2 separate regions of the Homo sapiens genome follow, and region 1 is linked to region 2. Evidence: read pairs that join two places in POLR2A ChIA-PET (ENCODE). Cell type or tissue: PC-9. All regions are shown on one strand. Each heading gives the region's core, and the rest is flanking DNA. Links, peaks and the distances in the headings are about the cores only. Region 1 has its middle 5.2 kb from the start of LINC02652. Region 2 holds the start of LOC107984216 (a long non-coding RNA gene).

The links. ChIA-PET counts read pairs that join two places held together with the same protein. Peaks named below come from ENCODE experiments on the same cell type or tissue, not always from the same donor. Only the 100,000 strongest peaks of a DNase experiment are listed, where the experiment ranks them.
Region 1: POLR2A ChIA-PET joins it to region 2 with 12 read pairs; 3 of 35 experiments call an interaction of 5 or more read pairs at or near these places.

The regions. Positions count from the first base shown.
Region 1 is chr10:28,496,818-28,505,150 of GRCh38, reverse strand. No RefSeq gene overlaps it. Among named protein-coding and RNA genes, the nearest start is that of LINC02652, 5.2 kb to the right of the region's middle. In PC-9, for the core only: no CTCF peak of the experiment used is centred there; DNase peaks (open chromatin) are centred at 1,830 and 4,760; H3K4me3 peaks cover 1,134 bases; H3K27ac peaks cover 522 bases.
Region 2 is chr10:28,439,858-28,448,190 of GRCh38, reverse strand. All of the region lies in intron 1 of LINC02652 (long intergenic non-protein coding RNA 2652), which reads left to right. It overlaps LOC107984216 (a long non-coding RNA gene), which reads right to left and starts at 7,029. Exons shown (of 3, transcript XR_001747401.2): 1 at 6,937-7,029; 2 at 6,559-6,736; 3 at 5,818-6,033. It also overlaps the pseudogene RN7SKP39. RefSeq lists a silencer at 3,182-3,402. In PC-9, for the core only: no CTCF peak of the experiment used is centred there; a DNase peak (open chromatin) is centred at 3,950; H3K27me3 peaks cover 473 bases.

The DNA of each region.
Region 1 (8,333 bases), core at 97-8,096, 57 kb before region 2:
TCTCGGCTCACTTCAACCTCTACCCCCCGAGTTCAAGCGATTCTCCTGCCTCAGCCTCCCGGGTGACTGGGATTACAGGTGCATGCCGCCACACCCAGCTAATTTTTGTATTTTTAGTAGAGATGGGGTTTCACCATGTTGGCCAGGCTGTGGTTGTTATTTAATATATAATATTAGAAACTGCATAAACTAGCAACATTTCTCCAAGAAAGAGATAGTTTAGAAATGGAAGCACAGCCGGCTGCGGTGGCTCACGCCTATAATCCCAGCACTTTGGGAGGCCGAGGTGGGTGGATCACCTGAGGTCAGGAGTTCAAGCCCAGCCTGCTCAACATGGTGAAACCCCGTCTCTACTAAAAATACAAAAGTTATCCAGGTGTGGTGGCAGATACCTGTAATCCCAGCTACTTGGGAGGCCGAGGCAGGAGAATCCCTTGAACCTGGGAAGCAGAGGTTGCAGTGAGCTGAGATTGTGCCACTGCACTCCAGCCTGGGTAACAGAGTAAGACTCAAAAAAAAAAAAAAAAAAAAAGAAATGGGAGCAGCTCTTTAATCTTTTCCTTCTGCGTGCGCGTTCTCTTGCTCCTTATTCATTGCTGTCCTATATGCTGTTTTTCAGTCCCAAATGCCACCTGTATCTAGGAAGCTTTCATTCTTGACCAAATCCTGGAGCACTATGCAACTTCCGCAGCCCCAGTATAGAAGCAGGAGTATTAATTCTCAGGTCAAACACAAATTAATCAGTGAATACAATGATCTTCTACTTTGGTTTCTTATTCTTGCAATTGTTTTGCCAGTGAATAGTGTCACTAGGTAAGCTACATGTAGCTCTTTGGCTTCTAATGGCTTATCATTGCCTCAGAGGCTTCTGTATTATCCTTCAGCGATTTGTCTTTGAAATGAAGCAGAAGGAAAGCCTGCCAGTGGTTTCTTGGGGCCCTTTATTCTCCTAAATTTTAGAGAAATGGTACCTATCTAGAGGTCTTTGGTAAAGCAAAATTTGCTTAATAATAGAGTGTGTTGTAGAATCCTAGAGGTTTCTAATATTTTCTGTAATTGTCTCTTGTTAATGTAGGGTTTCTCTGGACCCTGCAGCTGGCAATCATTACCCCTGTCAACACTCTCTCTTTACAGACTCTAATGCTCCATCAGCTCAACACAGCATCCACGTCCTCAAAACCTTCCATCATAGTAAACATAAGACTCGGTAAGTGTCCTGAGGCTTGAAAGAATACTCTCACAGAAGTCTCACATAAGTGTTTGAGGCTTGAAAGAATACTCTCACAGAAGTCACATCATCCCAAAGTGATAACAATATTTGATTAATTAGGAAATATTGGACATTTATATGAGTGGAATTATCATATTTCCTCAAATACTGCATGAAAATTGGGTGCCTAGTAATTCGTTGCTACGTTGGATTAATCTGTAGCCTGCATGACTCCATTGATCTATCTTGCAGGAATTCAAATTATGAAGATAGTATCTGAATATGCATGTTTGAAAGATGTTTGTTTGTTTGTGTTTACCGAGTCTTATGTTTAAAACTGTGATGGAAGGTTTTGAGGACATGGATGCTATGTTGAGCTGATGAAGCATTAGTGTCTGTAAAGAGAGAGTGTTGAGGAAATATGATAATTCCACTCATATAAATGTCCAGTATTTCCTAATTAATCAAACCTTGTTATCACTTTGGGATAATGTGACTTCTGTGAGAGTATTCTTTCAAGCCCACCTTTGGCCTGCATTATGTGCCTTTAGGCCACTGCATTAAAAGCACGTAGCAGGGAGCACACTTGGCACATATAGGCAGGTGCTTGTCCTAGCAGCCCAGCCCAGCAGGGGCATATGACTCCATCGGCAGGGTTCCAAATTCATATTAGTGTTGTCTGCTTGCCAGGTGGTATAAAACTGTGCGGTAGTACTGAATTCTTTCCTTTTACAATGCTGTTTTCCATCTGGCTTTGATTCTTTTTTTTTTTTTAATCACAAAGTATACTTCCAGAAAAAGGAATATACATTACCTGTATCAAAAAAGACAGGCCATCTTAAATTAACATTTGAAAAACTAGATTTCATCTGCAAAATTCTAAAATAAATTTTGGATGTTTTTCTATATGCAAGTTACTTTCATATTCGAAAGAAGATTGACCCGTTTATATAAGTGAATAAATTTACCTGTGGAACACTACAAATATAAAAGCTCTGTCAAAAGGAGGCTTTCTCCCAATATTTTTTCTCCATTCTTTCTTTGTAGAATCCCTAGTTTTTAGTGGGCCTCTCTCTGTCCAGAAAAAGATTGTATTTCTCCACTTCCTTTGTAACTTGACGTGGCCATGTCTGTCCAGCTGGATATAAGCAGGAGTGGTGCGTGGAATTTTCAGGAACTATCCTTAAAGGGAAAAGGTTCTTCTGCTTTTCTCCTTTTTTTTTTTTTTTTTTTTTTTTTTCTGAGACGGAGACTCGCTCTGTCGCCCAGGCTGGAGTGCAGTGGCACGATCTCGGCTCACTGCAAGCTCCGCCTCCCGGGTTCACGCCATTCTCCTGCCTCAGGCTCGCGAGTAGCTGGGACTACAGGCTCCAGCCACCACGCCTGGCTAATTTTTTGTATTTTTAGTAGAGACGGGGTTTCACCGTGTTAGCCAGGATGGTCTCTATCTCCTGACCTCATGATCCACCCGCCTCGGCCTCCTAAAGTGCTGGGATTACAGGCGTGAGCCACGGCGCCCCGCCTGCTTTTCTCCTTTCTGGCTACATTGTGAATGTGAGAGCTGGAGCGTGAATACGCACCTTAGACTATGAGTGGAAACCATGTGCTAAGGATGATAGAGCCAAAGATAAGAGCCCGGTTTCCTGGCATCGTGGGACGGCGCGTCACCTCTAGAGAGACTACTACCTCCCTAGAGAGATTTTTAACGTGAGTGAGAAAGTAATCTGCTTTTTTGATAAACCACTGTAATTTTGCATTTACTGTTATTCGTAGCTAAACTAATTTAAATGGGTAAACCCTCAGATATGGGAAGAAATTATCTCCTTTTGAAAATACACCATACTGGCAGGGCGTGGTGGCTCACGCCTGTAATCTCAGCACTTTGGGAGGCCGAGGCAGGCGGATCACGAGGTCAGGAGATCGAGACCATCCTGGCTAACACGGTGAAACCCCATCTCTACTAAAAATATTAAAAAAAAATTAGCTGGGCGTGGTGGCGGGCGCCTGTAGTCCCAGCTACTCAGGAGGCTGAGGCAGGAGAATGGCGTGAACCCGGGAGGCGGAGCTTGCAGTGAGCCGAGATCGTGCCACTGCACTCCAGCCTGGGCAACAGAGCAAGACTTCGTCTCAGAAAAAAAAAAAGTTGCTGTACCAACTTTTTTGTACTGTTTATCTATATAACAAGTTTACCTATATAACAAAACCTGCACATGTACCCCTGAACCTAAAAAAAAAAGTTAAAAGAAAAAAAAAGTTGCGGTAACGTTCTAAGAAACCTTCCATAAGAAATATAACTAATATAAACTCCTACTCATAGCTTGATTAAATAAATAATGAAAAAAGGCCGGGCGCGGTGGCTCACGCCTACAATCCCAGCACTTTAGGAGGCCAAGGTCGGCGGATCACGAGGTCAGGAGACAGAGACCATCCTGGCTAACACGGTGAAACCCTGTCTCTACTAAAAAAAAATACAAAAATATTAGCCGGGCTTGGTGGCAGACGCCTGTAGTCCCAGCTACTCGGGAGGCTGAGGCAGGACAATGTCATGAACATGGAAGGCGGAGCTTGCAGTGAGCCGATATCGTGCCACTGCACTCCAGCCTGGGCAACAGAGCGAGACTCCGTCTCAAAAAAAAAAAAAAGAAAGTTATTAGCTATCACAAAACAATGATCTGAAGAAGTTAGCTGATTTTGGATACTCATTTCATAAATGGCTCATATAAATAACAAAAGTAACTAATGAAAGTGTAAAATTAAAATATATTAACTCTGAATTGAGTCTAAATGAATCCACGATGATTAAGAATTCTTACCCACCCACTTCAAAATGGAAGCATCAGTTTCCAGCAAACACATTTTACTTCTCTTTATATGAGTAGCAGTTGCTAGATCTTTTTTTTTTGTTTTTTTAATTGAGATGGAGTCTTGCTCTGTCGCCCAGGCTGGAGTGCAGTGGCACGATCTCAGCTCACTGCAACCTCCACCTCCTGGGTTCAAGCTATTCTCCTGCCTCAGCCTCCCGAATAGTTGGGACTACAGGTGCGCACCACCACACCCAGCTAATTTTTGTATTTTTAGTAGAGACGGGGTTTCACCATGTTGGCCAGGATGGTCTCGATCTTTTGACCTTGTGATCTCCCTGCCTTGGCCTCCCAAAGTGCTGGGATTACAGGCATAAGCCACTGAACCCGGCTGTGCTCTTTTAATGTACTCACAGTTCTGCACTATTCTCATCAGCCTAGCTCTCAGTGGAAATACTGAGCAGAGATGCTAGCTGGGCTTCCTGGGTCGTAGGGGCTGAGAAAGCTGTGAAACTCACTCATTTCCTGCATCAGGACTTACTTTGGTCCTGGATGAATAATATTGAAGATATATGCTTAAAATATTCCTAACATCAGAATTTGTGCATGTGTTTTCTTCCCCAGGAAAGCTATGAACACTAAAAATTTTGCTGTAAGCTTCCCTGTGTCCTCTCTCCCTCTCTCCCTTCCTCCTCCCCTGAAACTAAAAGGAATGTTAAAAAACCCGTTTTTCTGTGACCAGCAGACCTTATCTATGCTCCCAATTCCAATTCCCTGTAAATACAATTTGTAAGGTCTTGTGAGATCCTGTCTCCTTTGCCATGCTGCTGCAAGGTTATAAAGTAGATAAAACTTAAGTTACAATTCCGGTTCGCAAGATCTGAGACATATTAATTGTCTTTGTTTCTCGCTCTGGTAACATCTTCCCATCCCACGTATTTCCGGCCTTAAAGAGTTTAAAAGGTGATGAAAAATCTAACACTGGCTACCCACTCGGGACCCCTTCCACGCTGTGGAAGCTTTGTACTGTCACTCTGCTCAATAAAGTCTACAGCTCTTTTTCTCTCGGTCCGATCCCTGTCTCTCTCGTCACAGGCTACCGCCACACCAATCCTTTGGCATGGCTAAGGCAAGAACCTTTGGCATTACAATGTCAAACTCTAACAAACACCTGCCTTACTCATAAAGGACACCTATTACATCTAGAGACAAAAATTTAAAACTGAATGATACTTAGTCCAATATCTTCATTTTAATAAACAGGAAACTGAAGCACAAGGAATAAATGATTTGTCACAGATAACACAGCTAGAAACAGGGTTTCTTGATCCCTACCTCATTAAAATACAATTCATTGTCTTAACCATCAGTGAGATTTGTGATTGGAGGCAGTAAGAGGGGACCCTAGAAACAGGCCAGACTTAGCAGAAAAGAAAATGCTTGTGCACAGAGCTGCTTCTCAGTAAATCACACCAAAATGATCACCTGCAAGACTATAGAGGCCAAACTATTATAGACGCCAAGAGTTGGACTCACGAAGGCAGTAAGTAGGGAAAGAGATGTGGTGTAGTAAAATGTTACTAAGAAAGGACTTCAGGCAACGATAGACACGTATAAATAAAATCCACCTGGAGGGTGGCCACAGTGGCTTACACCTGTAATCCCAGCACTTTGGGAGGCCGAGGCAGGAGGATCACTTGAAGTCAGGAGTTCAAGACCAGCCTGGCCAACATGGTGAAACCTCGTCTCTACTAAAAATACAAAAATTAGCCGGGCGTGGTGGTGGGTGCCCGTAATCCCAGCTACTCGGGAGGCTGAGGCAGGAGAATCGCTTGAACCTGGGAGGCAGAGGCTGCAGCGAGCCAAGACTGCGCCACTGCACTGCAGCCTGGGTGACAGAGTGAGACTCCATCTAAAAAAAAAAAAGAAAATCCACCTGGAATGTGGCCTCAGAATCCTTCCGTCAAAGCCATGCCTTGTTGACTCACTTGTCTCTCAAAACTTCTTTCTCTTCTCCATCTTGTTTGCCCATCAATGCTTCCTTCAGTTGCTTATTTTAGCCAGATTATTCTGCACATAATTTTTTTTTTTACATGGCAGGGAGAAAGGTATAAAGTACGGAACACATAGGCAGTGTAATTCTCCTAAGTCCTGAATTCCCTTGACTTAGTCTTAGCTACAATTGTTTAATAATTTCCCCTATGTATTTAAGGGAAATAAAAGGTTATGTTTCCCTTCAGAAGAACCATGGGATTGCTGCATGATGCACCTAATTGTCCACACTTTTGGAAAACAAACTTGAAGAAAAATAAAGACAGCATTAAACTTATATATTTATGTGACTAGAATACCTCCTGCCTATGAAACTTGTTAGAGGATTAAATACATTTAAAGAAATAATCCAGAAATGCTTCTATGAAATTTACCAAATAGAGTGTTAAGTACCTGAAAAGAAATAAGACTGGGAGGCTGAGGCAGGTGGATCACTTGAGCCTAGGACTTTGAGACCAGCCTGGGCAACACGGCGAAACCCCATCTCTACAAAACAAAAACAAAAGCAAAAACAAAGTAAAAACTAGCCAGGCATGGGGGTGCACCCGTATTCCCAGCTACTGGAGGGGCTGAGGTGGGAGGATTGTTTGAGCCTGGGAGGCTGAGGCCACAGTGAGCTGTAATCACACCACTGTACATCAGACTGGGCGACAGAGTGAGATCATGTCTCAAAACAAAACAAAACAAAACATGATGGGTGCGGTGGCTCACGCCTGTAATCTCAGCACTTGGGGAGGCTGAGGCGGGTGGATCACCTGAGGTCGGGAGTTCGAGACCAGCCTGACCAACATGGAGAAATCCTGTCTCTACTAAAAATACAAAATTAGCCAGGTGTGGTGGCACATGCCTGTCACCCCAGCTACTCGGGAGGCTGAGGCAGGAGAATCACTTGAACCTAGGAGGCAGAGGTTGCAGTGAGCTGAGATCACGCCATTGCACTTCAGCCTGGGCAACAAGAGTGAAACTCCCTCTATTAAAAAAAAGAAAAAGAAATAAGATAGCAGAATCTTACTCTCCAAATCTGCTTTCTTTTTCTAATATGTACTTTAAAAAAATATGCAGTATTCCTCTTGGTAAAGCATTAACTTAGTGATTAGATTGTGCATGGCAGTGGCAGCCAGTGCATCATTAATCTTAGAGGACTGTTCACTCTCATCAGTTGTCAAAAGGTAATGAAGACTGAGAATTTCTCAGCCCTATTGATAACACATGAGTACAGGCTGATTTGTATTTATTCCATGATCCTATTTTAGTCCCTTTTGGATAATGGAATCCCAATGTGTTATCTGTCTTTTTCTTCCTTCCTTCCTTCCTTCCTTCCTTCCTTCCTTCCTTCCTTCCTTCCCTTCCTCCTTCCTTCCCTCCTTCCTTCTTTCCTTCCCTTCCTCCCTCTCTTTCTCTCTCTCTCCTTCTTCCTTCCTTTTCTATCTCTTTCTTCTTTCTTTCTTTCTTTTCTTTCTTTTTATTTCTCTTTCTTTCTTTCTTTCGTTCTTTCTTTCTTTCTCTCTCTCTTTCTCTCTCTCTGTCTCTCTTTCTCTCTCTCTCTTTCTCTTTCTTTCTTTCATCAGGATCTCACTCTATTGCCCAAGCTGGAGTGCAGTGATGCAATCATAGCTTACTGCAGCCTCAAACTCCAGGGCTCAAGCGAGCCTCCTATCTCAGCCTCCTGAGTAGCTGGTACTACAGGTGTGCACCACTACACCTAGCTATTTTTTAAAAAATTTTTGTAGAGACGGGGGTCTCACTATGTTGCCCAGGATGATCTTGAACTTCTGTCCTCAAGCAATCCACTTGCTTCGACCTGTCAAAGTGCTGGGATTATAGGCGTAAGCCACCACACCCAGCCCTGATTGGATTATTTCTTTTTAAAATATCTCTTATACTTTCAAGTAAATTGACATTTGTGAACTTTCTATTTCTATCATTTATTGTTATTATAGAAATTATCATCTTAAAGTTTGAACATGTAAACATCCAGCTTCTGGAGATTGTGGTCTACCTAATTCTGAACCCTGGGAGTTTGCATCTAGGGTTGCTTAACCCTATCTGTAAAGTAGGAAAGTTCCAGCTCAGACTCTGGAATAATTCACATCCTCTGTATGTGGTGGATAAGAAACAAGATCTTCAGCCCAACACTGGGTCATCTGATCCTGTTTCCCCAGTATATCCAGGAAGTTGATTCCTTATTTAGACTTCTGTGCCTGAGTCCTTGCCTTCCACCTTGGTACATCAGAAACCTGACTGTGGCTTTTCTTCCTATGCCTCACTGA
Region 2 (8,333 bases), core at 12-8,011:
CTCCCATCAGCACGGGCTGGGTGCACTTATGTACAGGGACATTTCTAGGTCTTCATAAGCTGAGACAATCTTTTGGAAGCCTTAGCCCATCTCATATATTAGAGTGAGGTGGTGCTTGCCATTATCTGCACTTGTTTTTTTTTTTTTTTCTTACTATGCAGATTTCTGGAGAATCATTGTGTATGCTTGAGAATCCTTGCAAAGCAAAAAGATCTACAAAAATTGCATTTAAGATAATGTGATTATTCTGAATCCTAAATTTAGCAATTAAGAAGTTCAGGGCCAGGTGCAGTGGCTCATGCCTGTAATCCCAGCACTTTGGGAGGACGAGGCGGGCAGATCACTTGAGCTCAGGAGTTCGAGACCAGCCTGGCCAACATGGTGAAACCCCGTCTCTACTAACAACAACAACAAAATACAAAAATTAGCCGGGCATGGTGGCACGCACTCATAGTCTCAGCTATTTGGAGGCTGAGGCAGGAGAAACATTTGAACCCAGGAAGCAGAGGTTGCAAGTAGCCGAGATCGCACCACTGCATTCCAGCCTGTGTGACAGAGAAACTCCATTTCAAAAAAGAAAGAAAGAAATTCGGGATGTTATGGTTTTCAACATTTATTAATTTTTAATATTATTGTCATATCTTTGATTTTTTGTCCTATCTCTAGCAATAAAGAAACGGGATGTTATGGTTTTCAATATTTATTAATTTTAATTTAATTGTCGTATCTTGTAGCCAATATATTTTTTTCAGATTTCAACATATTTGCAGTCTCTGAAAAAAAATTTCATCAGCCTTGAACCCTGAATTAGAGTGGCTGATCGATAAAATGTCACCTCCTATGTCATCTTTTCTAATTGACCAGCAAAATGACATTATTCTTTCTTTTTTCTTGTTTTTGTTTTGTTTTGTGTTGTTTTGTTTTTTTGAGACAGAGTCTTACTGTCACCCAGGCTGGAGTTCGGTGGCATTATTTCAGCTCACTGCAGCCTCCACCTCCTGGGTTTAAGCAATTCTTGTGCCTCAGTCTCCCAAGTAGCTGGGATTACAGGTGTGCACCACTGCACCCAGCTAATTTATGTATTTTTAGTAGAGATGGGGTTTTGCCATGTTGGTCAGGCTGGTCTTGAACTCCTGGCCTCAAGCAATTCTCCTGCCTTGGCCTCCCAAAGTGCTGGGATTACCGACGTGAGCCATGGTGCCCAGCCTTTCTTTTGTATTTTGAACCGTATGATCTATTTCTGGATATTTATTGGGTATTTTTTATGGAAAGTCCTGTACTCAAGGAAACTGAGTCTAGTAAGAGAGAACATATGTCTGATGATGATTACCAGAAACAGGTGTAAAGAATTCAGCTGTGGGAAATCCAGAGAATTCAGAAAGCAACTATGGGAATTCAGAGAACAAAGAGATTATTTCTGTCTCTAGTTGTCAGGGACATCTGGATGAGGCATTCTTGTTTGAGCTAGGCCTTGAGGCAAGGGTAGAATTTTAACAGGGAGAGGGATGGAATGGGTTAACTCATGATATGCAAGATACATAAATTAAAAGATATTTTATCTAGGCTGGGTGCGGTGGCTTGCACCTATAATCCCAGCACTTTGGGAGGCTGAAGCAGGAGGACTGCTTGAAGCCAGGAGTTCAAGACCAGCCTTGGCAACATAGTGAGACCTCATCCCTTAAAAAAAAGATATTTTTATCTTGTAAAATATAAGAAAAATACATGTATATGGCTGGGCACAGTGACTCATGCCTGTAATCTCAGTACTTTGGGAGGCCGAGGCTGATGGATCACTTGAGATCAGGAGTTCAAGACCAGCCTGGCCAACATGGTGAAATCCTGTCTCTACTAAAGAAAAAAAAAAGTTACCAGGGCGTGGTGCTGCACACCAGTACACCTGTAGTCCCAGCTACTGGGGAGGCTGAGCCAGGAGAATCACTTGAACCCAGAAGGTAGAGGTTGCAGTGAGCCGAGATTGCACCACTGCACTCCAGCCTGGGTGACAGAGTGAGACTCTGTCTCAAAAAAAATTAGTCAAGTGTGGGGGTGCATGCCTGTAATCTCAGCTACTCGGGAGGCTGAGGCAGGAGAATTGCATGAACCCAAGTGGCAGAGGTTGCAGCAAGCCGAGATCATGCCACTGCACTCCAGCCTGGGCGACACAGCAAGACTCCATCTTAGAAAAAAAAAAGGAAAGAAAAATACATGTATATGAACCATCCAAGGATCTTGTTAAAATGCAGGTTCTGATGCAGTAGGTTTTGGCCGTGCCGTTTCTAAGAAGCTCTCATGTGATGCTGATATGACTGGTCAGGCATTTCAGGTTGGTGGAACAACAGGAACAAAGGCAGAGGTGGGAAAACATCAGAGGAGCTGCCATGCGGAGAGAAACAAGAACAGTGCAGTCAACCAGAGTGTGGTCGCTAGATGGTGAAGCCGTGGGAATGAACTGCCATGGCAGATCGGATCCAAACTGCAGAATGTTTTGAATGTCGAGTTTCAAAATGTGAACTTTATACCACAAACAATAGGGAAGCATGGAAAACCATTGAGCAAGTGAATGACATGATCAGAATGTGTGTTAGTGACATTAATCTGGCCATGGTATGCAGGAGCCAGGGAGACCAGTGCGGAAGCTAACTCTAACAGTCCAAGTGGGAGGTATTAAGGGCTTAAGTTAGAGAGATGCCTGCAAAGTCGGAAAGGAAAAAAAAATTCTTTTATGTAGCAAATGGATGCTCAAAACTGTAAATCGGATAAATAAGTGAATCAGTGAATAAAGTAAAAGGCTTAGCAAAGAAAGAGTGAACAGGACATAATGGTCAACAGGTGACTTTACTTTTTTTTTTTGAGACAGAGTTTCAGTCTTGTTGCCCAGCCTGGAGTGCAATGGCGCGATCTTGGCTCACTACAACCTCCGCCCCCTGGGTTCAAGCGATTCTCCTGCCTCAGCCTCCTGAGTAGCTGGGATTACAGACATGCGCCACAACGCCTGGCTAATTTTTGTATTTTTAGTAGAGACGGGGTTTCTCCATGTTGGTCAGGCTGGTCTTGAACTCCTGACTTCAGGTGATCCGCCCGCCTTGACTTCCCAAAGTCCTGGGATTACAGGCGTGAGACACTGCGCCTGGCTGACTTTACTTTTTATATATGGGAGAATGATGACACCACTAACAGAAAACTGAGGAAGAGCTGCTTGTTTTTTGGCAAAACATAACAGCAATACTTACTGAATACTCACTGTGTGCTATTTATAGTTTTGAGTGCTTTTAATACCTTGTCTCATTTATTTATTTATTTCATTATTATTATTTTTTGAGACAGAGTTTTGCTCTTGTTGCCCAGGCTGGAGTGCAATGGCGCGATCTCTCCTCACTGCAGCCTTTGCCTCCCGGGTGCAAGCGATTCTCCTGCCTCAGCCTCCCAAGTAGCTGGGACTACTTGCCGTACACCACCACACCCGGCTAATTTTTTTGTATTTTTAGTAGAGACGGGGTTTTGCCATGTTGGCCAGGCTGGTCTTGAACTCCTGGCCCCAGGTGATCTGCCCACTTTGGCCTCCCAAAGTTCTGGGCATGAGCCACCGGCCCCTTGTCTCATTTAATCTTTATCACAATCCTGTGAGAAGGTACCATTTATTTGCCCCATCTTAAGAAAAGAAACTGAAAAAAAGAGAGGTTAGGTAACCTGGGCAAGGTCACACAGCTAGTAAGGGCTGGAGCCAACACTGGAAGCAGCGAGTGCAGGTCCAGAATGCAACTCTTAATTGCTGACCTAAGTCTCATAATGTATTAGATACTTTTTGCGGTAGTTCCCTCACCCATTCTCCTTCTGGGGCAGGGGCCATCCGGATCCCATGCCCCTGGCCACAGCTAAGTATCTAGGGGAGGAGACTTGTCAGGATAGGCCACCCACTGGCTGGCCTGACACCTAAAATCTGGTGCCCTGGTGGGAAAAGTGAATTGGGCCAATCCATTTCCTCTTCTGAAAACCTGGAATGCGGAAACACTGATTTTGGAAGATAAGGGAAGAGAAAAGAAGCCCTTGTCCCTGCCCTGCCTGAGAACATTTTTTTTTTTTTTGTGCTCCTGTGATCAGTGGCCTTTCATTAAGTCCTTCTTTTCCCAAAATACCTTAGTCTCTGTTCTTTGTACCCAAATGATCCTGATTTCATCTCATTTATTTCCTTATAAGAATTTATCCAGATTCTAGGCTGGACGCAGTGGCTCACACCTGTAACCTCAGCACCTTGGGGGGTCAAGGAAGGAGAATCACTTGAGGCCAGAAGTTCAAGATCAGCCTGGACAACATAGCAAGACCTCATCTCTTAAAAATAAATAAATAAATAAATAAATAAATAATTAGCCAGGTATGGTGGCGTGCCTGTGGTTTCAGCTACTCAGAAGGCTGAGGCAGAGGGATCACTTGAGCCCTCCAGGAATTCAAGGCTGCAGTAAGCCATGATTGTGCCACTGCACTCCAGCCTGGGTGATAGAGTAAGGCCCTGTCTCTTAAAAAAATTTTTATCCAGAATCATTGAAAGATGAATAAAATACTTAGGTATTGCTGGGTAAACGCTAACCCTCCAGTTTCTCCTCTTTCTGCTAAAAAATACATAGACATTTGTGAAGTAATGTGCGTTTACAGCATTCACAAGTGAAAGCTTGGAAGTCAAACTTCAGCCTACACTAGCAAGAGAGAATGTTTGGGTGAAAAATGTATTTCTGGCAAAGAGTGCCCACTGTCCTCCATCTGCAGGTTCTTCTTTCTTTCAAAAAAGCCATTCTCCCTGCTGTAGCAGGATTAAGGGCAGAGATATGGGTGAAAGTCTTGCATTGAGAGCTGTAGGCAACTCAATGTGAGACACACACAGGCCTTACCAAACAACAGGCTTTTTTTTTTTTTTTTTGAGACAAGGTCTCACTGTGTCACCCAGGTTAGTTGGAGTACAGTGGCAAGATCATGGCTCCCTGTCCCCTCAAAATTCTGGGCTCAAGTGATCTTCCTGTCTTAGCCTCCCAAGTAGCTGGGACTACAAGCATGCACCATCATACCTAGATTAAAAAAAAATTTTTTTTTTGTAGAGGTGGGGTCTTGCTATGTTGCCCAGGCTAGTCTGGAACTCCTGAGCTCAAGTGATCCTCCCTCCTTGGCCTCACAGAGTATTGGGATTATAGGTGTGAGCCACCACACTGGGGCAAACAACAGGCAGTTTTCACTCTATTCTGGAAGAGACACCTCCTCAACTTTTGTGCTATTAAGAGTGAAGACACCTAAAGCCAAAGAAGAATGCTGGATGGAAGGGTGATGTGGCTGCAACGCTGATCACCCCATTGATGGCCAGGGTAGATTCTGCCCATCTGGGTAGCATCCTATCCAAGTCACTGCTGCACATGCCTCCTTCCTTGAACGGCCCACTGGCGGAGCAGGCTGCCTTCCCAGACAGAGGAGCACATTTCTTCAGTCCAGGGTGCGTAAGTGTCTGTGCCTCTTGCTAGAACATTCTAGTAAACTCTAGAGGCAACTGTGTGGAAGAGTGTAGTAAGGAAAGCTTCCAAGATTCCAGACAGAACCAAAGCAGATGCAGGAGCAGCCTGCCTGTCAAAAAGATAATTTATGTTCACTCACTACTTAAAACTTGAGTTCTGGAAATTGGCAAGAGAGAGATTAAAGTTGTCTGTAATTAGCTGTTACTACTTTCTACAGAGTGTTTATTGAGAGTGGAAAATCCTTTGGCCTTGTGGCCTCCTGGAAAACCCCAATTCAGTTTTCAAGCTTAACTCCAATGAGAATCTTCTCTGACCTTCTCAGGCACTTGTTTTTCCTCCCTGGAGCTCCCGCTCAGCCTGGCACATGGTTTAGTAGAACAATTTTCATTCTTCCATGATGATTGAACATTGAGATGTGTTTTTGGATCCCTCAAGGTCTGGCACTGTGTTTTACTTTTGTGCCCAGTGCTTGGGAAAGGAGGGAGGAGCGATGACTTAAATTGTAGTTCATAGATCACTGGACTGCAAAGGTCTCTTTCCAAACCTGAGGATGAGAACTGTGAATCAGAGCAAGGTTCTGGAGTATGAGCTGCAGGCAGTAGAGGAATGGGTGTGTTCTCTGCTGTAGGAAGAAAGCTGCAAACAAGAACAGATGCTCCTCCACTTATGATGGGGCTACATCCCAATAAACCCACTGTGAGTGGAAAACATCGCAAGTTGAAAATGCATCGAATAGAACTAATCTACTGAAATCATAGCTCAGCCTAGCCTACCTTAAACATGCTCAGAGCACTTATGTTTGTCCGCAGTTGGACAAAATCATCTAACGCAAAGCTGATTTTATATGAAAGTGTTAAATATCTTATGTAATTTATTGAGTACTGTATGGAAAATGAACAACAGAATGGCTGTGTGAATACCTGAAGTACTGTTTCTACTGAATTCATGTTGCTTTTGCACCATCATAAAGTCAAAAAATAATTAGTTGAAAAATTATAAGTAAGGACTGTCTGCATTTGGTGCCAAAAGAGTAGAAGGTGGCAGAAATAGAAATAGAAATAGTACTTACCAAAATTCACATTCTCTTCTTCCTGGGCACAGAGTCATATCACATTTCCCAGCCTACCTGGCAATGAGGTATGGCCGTGGGAGTGACTCCTGCCAATAGGATATGGTGGAAGTCCCACGAGGATCTCACATGAGGATCCTCCAGGCATTTCCCTCTTCTGCTGGCTGGATGCCAGTGTCTAGAGAGACCAAAATCAGAGCTGCTCCCCATCACTTTCCCCACCCAACAGGGAGCACAGGTTTGAACTCTTAAGCAAGTAAGAAATAACCTTGTGTTGTATGGGGGGTTAATTGTTACAGCAGCTGGCAATCCCTAGCTCATGCAGAGCGTTTGGCTGTTTTTCACCTGAGGCAGTGGTAGCCCAGACTCATCTCTTACCTGAAGCATTCTTGGGGTTCTTCAAGTTATAATGAGAGAGAAGACCCTTGAAGAGGAGAAAAAAATTACTCGACTGGCAAGATGAGGTTTCAGAGAAGCTTGATTTGACTATTAAGAGATATTTGATGGCCAGGCACAATGGCTCATGCCTGTAATCCCAGCACTTTGGGAGGCCGAGGTGGATAGATCACTTGAGGTCAGGAGTTCGAGACCAGCCTGGCCAACATAGTGAAACCCCATCTCTACTAAAAATACAAAAATTAGCCAGGCATACTGGTGCGCGCCTGTTATCCCATCTACTCAGGAGACTGAGGCAGGAGAATCGCTTGAACCCGGGAGGCGGAGGTTGCAGTGAGCCAAGATTGTGCCACTGCCCTCCAGCCTGGGTGACAGAGTGAGAGACTCTGTCTCAAAAAAACAAAACAAAACAAAAAACCAAAAAACAAGAGATATTTGACTTCATCTTGTACTTGAAGCTGGTGAAATGGGATGTAGCTCAGTTAACATGAGCCTTATGGTTAATATTAAACATTTATTTCTTCATTTCCTCCACTGATTCATTATTTTAATATTAGAGAAGGTTACTTAATAACATAAGAAAATACTCAAAACAAGCTGTTAAGCGAAAAAGCCTACTAGAAAATAGTAGATTCAGCATAATCCCACTTTTAAAAAGCAAGCCAAGAACCTAAAAATATATTCACATACACATTGACCTAGGAAGGTGACATCAAACTATCAAGTGGTCATTTGTAAGTAGTAATAATAAGTGTGATTTTTTATTTGTCTTTATTCTATTCAATGTTTTTCAGCCTCTTCCCAGTACACATGCATCACTTAGAGATTAACAACAGCAAAAGCAATAGAAGTTATTTTTAAGTAAAATATAGAGAAAAATGTTGTCTTGCAATTAAAAAAAAAAAGATCCAGTCTCTTCACTCATTATTACTGGGAGTTCTCGGTCAAACTCATATCCCAAGCAGAGACTTGGGGATCCACCAGTACTTCAATAATCCTAAAGTGGCAAGCAACAATCCTTGTTTCTGTTGAATGAGCAATCTTGTTTCTTTTTTTTTTTTTTTTTGAGACGGAGTCTAGCTCTGTCACCCAGGGTGGAGTGCAGTGGTGCTATCTCGGCTCACTGCAAGTTCTGCTTCCCGGGTTCACGCCATTCTCCTGCCTCAGCCTCTCGAGTAGCTGGGACTACAGGCGCCCGCCACCATGCCCAGCTAATTTTTGTATTTTTAGTAGAGACGGGGTTTCACCGTGGTCTCGATCTCCTGACCTCGTGATCCGCCCGCCTCAGCCTCCCAAAGTGCTGGGATTACAGGCGTGAGCCACCGCGCCTGGCCACAATCTTGTTTCTTTTGCTTTTGTTGAATTATGCTGGGTGTTTA